Linked DNA regions of Homo sapiens: region 2 is linked to region 1. Evidence: chromatin loops called from intact Hi-C (ENCODE). Cell type or tissue: GM12878. All regions are shown on one strand.

The links. Hi-C counts contacts between places; a loop is a spot of excess contacts. Peaks named below come from ENCODE experiments on the same cell type or tissue, not always from the same donor. Only the 100,000 strongest peaks of a DNase experiment are listed, where the experiment ranks them.
Region 2: it touches region 1 in a loop (2.3-fold over the local background); 1 of 110 quality-filtered maps calls a loop at or near these places.

The regions. Positions count from the first base shown.
Region 1 is chr7:82,048,500-82,050,999 of GRCh38, forward strand. All of the region lies in intron 10 of CACNA2D1 (calcium voltage-gated channel auxiliary subunit alpha2delta 1), which reads right to left. Among named protein-coding and RNA genes, the nearest start is that of CACNA2D1-AS1, 41 kb to the left of the region's middle. In GM12878, no CTCF peak of the experiment used is centred here; DNase peaks (open chromatin) are centred at 1,142 and 1,862.
Region 2 is chr7:82,294,033-82,296,532 of GRCh38, forward strand. The region is part of intron 3 of CACNA2D1 (calcium voltage-gated channel auxiliary subunit alpha2delta 1); the gene reads right to left. Among named protein-coding and RNA genes, the nearest start is that of CACNA2D1, 150 kb to the right of the region's middle. In GM12878, no CTCF peak of the experiment used is centred here; no DNase peak of the experiment used is centred here.

The sequences.
Region 1 (2,500 bases):
GTCTTAGCATATTAGTTTTCAAGCTATAATATATACATCGAAATTCTCAAAATGCTTTTTTTATTCCTCTAGGAATTTGATGAAATAGATTTTTATTCAACAATTAAGATTGCAGTGTATGCATTTTACAAATAAGTTCTCATAGTGTCAATTTACATTTGAATTTCTTTTGAATTTTAAGCCTACTAAATAATTAAGAACAAATATGATAGTTTAATTTAATTTAAAGAACTCTGAACAATTCTCCTACATCTATTGCTCAGGCCAGCCCAAGTCACTCTCTTTACCTACACTCAAAATTAAATGAAACTATAATTTAAAAAATTTCATCTAATAAGTACTCACATACATGACATCTTTTCCTAGTCCTTCAAGCCCCATCAAATAAGTCAATAACTTTTATAATTCTAAAAACAATAGTTCAGTTTAGAATAAAATTATTCCCTTTGCCTCACCCTGAATATTACTTTGCTGTTTCCTTTTTACATATACGACGAATTTCTAAGTGCCAAAAACTTAGTGTACCATGTAATTAATGGGAAAAAAATACTTATTGTACTTGTCAACACCTTCTTATAAACTCTCTTTATATTTCCAAAGCAATTAAGTTATCTTCTGGCAACTCATAAAAAAAAAAAAAAAAGAAAAATCCTAAATAACCTTGGCGGCTTTGCCCTGCTATTATAACAACTAAATTTGTCCTTTTCTTTGATCTTTTCTTACTGTCCATAATTTCTTTATGTCTTTTAAATGAAAATACTTTTATAAAGGTCCCATCTTTACCTAAAAAAAGTGCATAAGAAGATAGAATTCTTCTTCTTTTAACAAATTCTCTTAATTCCATTTCTTCCTGTTTTAAGACCTCCTCCCATCCCCAAAGAAACAAATGTCTACAAAATAAAAATATTCAAACATCCATAGTATTAAGAATTCTATAATTACCAAGCTCTTAAAATCTGAGTCAGTGAAAAACATGATTATTTACAACAAGCCCCAGTTAATCATCTGCTGAACTTGCTAAAGGTACCTCTTTAGTATACTGATTTCCTCTTCTATAATGACGCAAAGCCCGCCAGTTGTACACACAGTTAACAGTAATGCGATAAAAACCCCTGCACAGGAATCACCCGGGGGACTTTCCAAATGCAGATGTTCTCCTTAGCTCTGGAGTGCAGCTTGAGATGCTGCATTTGTACCCATTGCTTAACAGAGCTCCCAGGCAAGGCTCAGACTGCTTGGCTACAGGCCCCACTTCGATGGCAAGAGAATAAACTGCAGTCTTCTTGTTGACATAAATGAGCAATAGATCAACATAAAGTTTTCCTGAACTCTAGATGGATGGCTTTTGATAAGACAAGAAATTATTCTCTTAGATTTGTCACAAAACTGTATTGACATGGCAAATATCTTTTATTTTCTTTGAGCTCTGGCAAAAAGAGGGTCTGTTTTCTAAGAAACTTTTAGCACTGGGGGATAGAAATTGCTTTTAAGTTCAAATTGTGCAGCAATTTACAATTGTACTCATTTTCATAGGCTGAGTAGCGAAGTTCCTTATCTAAAAAAGCCAACAAAACATGTCCTTGTCTAGGAATACATTAGGCATATTTTAGAAGGAAATCTGAAATTTAAAGCACATAGGAAATGGAACAATTGAAATCATCTCTTACTTGCCTACACAGTGCAACTCCATATTTAAACAACCTCCTGCTCTGGTATTAGTTGGTGTTAAACAATCAAGTCAGGAACTGAAATGTCTGAGATTTTATAGCAGTTGTAAGCTAACAAGTAAGCCTCCTACAGTGTCATAGATAAAAGGCAGAAAAAATACAAGCCCTCTGAGTCAGAGACAAAGAGTTTATTACTCATAGCAACAGAGGAGCAGAGTAACATCTTTGTTTGCACAAGCTGCCCAAACCTCAATTCCCACAGGATGACAGGAGGACAGCCAGGGGTCACCTGCATAGGTAGTGAGATGGGTTTCCAGCCAGGAGTCCCAAGATGAGGAAGTCCCTGATCTTATACAGGGGCTTCTGATGGCCCACACTCATCCTCCCCTCCAGAGAGACACAATAGTTTAATTACTCTGCATTGAAAATCTCTTCGGGAGAAGGAGAAATCTCTTTACTATCCTGGAATGCAAATAAATCTGAATAAATTGGCTGTTAATGCTTAGACTTAAATGTGAAAGATTCATAAAGAAATGTCTCCCAACAGTTGGTGGAAAAATGTTGGAAGATGACACTAAATAACAATAATCATCATCATAATACATGATTACAATATATAAGCACTTTACATGTGACATTTCACTTGGTACTCAACAACATTTCAGCAAGTTAAATTATCCTGTCCATTTTTAAGATAAGGAAACTGACAGAAGCCCTAGGTTACTTGTGTAAGGTCATAAAACTAGTAGTTTCCAAAGCTGCACAGTTATTCCTATGCAATTCTACCAGTCCATCTAAGAGACAGGGTTGCCTGTGAAGAATGAGTCAAACCA
Region 2 (2,500 bases), 250 kb after region 1:
CCTCACAGATTTAAGTCTTCATTTTTCCTTTATTTTATTCCAATGGGGCATTTGAAAGAAAATAAAGATAGATATGCTTGTTCAAGCCACCATGCTTAATCAAAACTCTAGTAAACTGAACTATTTTAACATAACATAAATTGTTCGGCTATATTTTAATATGGCTAAATATCTAGTCAAGATATTCTTATTTCTTACTACTAAAAGTACTTAAAATTGACAGTAAAAATAACTTGGCCTTTATTACATAAAATTCAAATATTTTTGGTTTGATGTAGAAGTCAGCTGTAACATAGATGCAGGATGGAAATTTTAACTTGATATTAGGCTCCTTTATCACAGGTCTTCTCTTGAATCTAGGAATTCGGTTATTCACACTTGCAATTTCTATATGGTGACATGACTCATCATTTATTTTTACTATAATTAAGTTTTCTGCTGCAACAGAAATATGACTTTTTGTACTCTGAGATGAGCTATTTTATTCTGGAAGGAAAAATAAATTTCACAATAAAAAGCAGATTGACTAATGGTTAATGATAAGTCATGTCATTAAGTATCTCCCAATGTTAAAAATATGTCATGAGTCATGAAATCTAGTAAGCTAAAATAATTACAGAGGAATCCCTGCAACAAAACAGATGATAAACCAAATTTAAAGCAGTTATATATCTGAAGCCCAACCATGTAGAAGAAAATTTAAACCAACAGCCTACAAAGTAAGTATCAATCTTATCATTCTGAAACTTTGTAAAGGAATTACACTAATAAATTTGAGTTAATTTTTTAATTTATATTTTTCTAGCTACATTTTATGTTGTTAAAATGTTTTACTTTTACATGATATATCCAATTTATAAACATCTACATGACAAAAAAAGAAAGTTAAATCAGTCCAAGACATATCAACTGCAGAAAACTAATACAGGGCTCATAGTTATAATTTGTCAATATTTTACTTGCTAAGTTAAAAAGGAGAAAGACAAAAGACTTGCCATCTAATTATTAATTACACAAAAATCTTTCAGGAAAGGAAGTGAAACTTGAGACATCGTTTTTGGAGAACACCTATATTTCCAATACTTCATTTTGCCCATTTCCTCAAATATTCTATAAAGGAAAAAGAACCTTAAACATAAATGTTAATGTAAAAGGTTTCTTGTTACAGTAAAATAACAAAGTGGGGAGATATTGATCAAAAGGTATAAAATTTCAGTTAGACAGGTGGAATAAGTTCAAGAGACACAAGGTGAGTATAATTAATAACAATTTATTGTATACTTGAAAATGTCTAAGAAAGTAGCTTGTATTTTTTTTTTTTTGAGACAGGGTCTCACTCTGTCGCCCAAGCTGGAGTACAGTGGCGCAATCACTGCTCATTGCAGCCTTGACCCCCCAGGCTCCAGCGATCCTCCTGCCTCAGCCTCCCCAGTGGCTGAGATTACAGCTGTACACCACTATGCACTATACCTCGCTAATTTCTTTCTTTCTTTTTTTTTTCTTTTAAGAGATGGGGTTTCACCATGTTGCCTAGGCTAGTCTCGAACTCCTGAACTCAAGCGATCCTCCCATCTCAGCCTCCCAAAGTGTTGAGATTACTCAGCCTCCCAAAGTGTTGAGATTAGTGATTTATAGTGTATAAACATAAATGAGTCACTATTGCTATAACACAGGGCCAGTTTGTGACAAAAAAAAAAGTGTGAGGATACTGGGTTAACATGTAGATTCTGATACCCAAAGGACTATAAATCATGCTGCTATAAAGACACATGAACACGTATGTTTATTGCGGCACTATTCACAATAGCAAAGACTTGGAACCAACCCAAATGTCCAACAATGATAGACTGGATTAAGAAAATGTGGCACATATACACCATGGAATACTATGCAGCCATAAAAAATGATGAGTTCATGTCCTTTGTAGGGACATGGATGAAATTGGAAATCATCATTCTCAGTAAACTATCGCAAGGACAAAAAACCAAACACCTCATGTTCTCACTCATAGATGGGAATTGAACAATGAGAACACATGGACACAGGAAGGGGAACATCACACTCTGGGGACTGTTGCGGGGTGGGGGAAGGGGGGAGGGATAGCATTAGGAGATATACCTAATGCTGAATGACGAGTTAATGGGTGCAGCACACCAGCATGGCACATGTATACATATATAACTAACCTGCACATTGTGCACACGTACCCTAAAACTTAAAGTATAATAATAATTAAAAAAAAAAACATGTAGATTCTGAAGAGGAAAAACTATTTCTGTAAGTGACCCCTTTAAAATGGGATTAACATCTCAGAGCATTTCTGACATCCGAATCAGTTAGCTCAATGTGTCTGCTAAAATTTTGCAGCCTTGGGCACTATAGCTGTTACAAGTAAGTGAAGCTTTATGCTACTGCAATTAATTAGCAGAAAGACACCTAATTATAAACCTCTTAGAATAGCAGGAAGGATTTTAGAGAAATTTAGACCCAAGATGCTTAA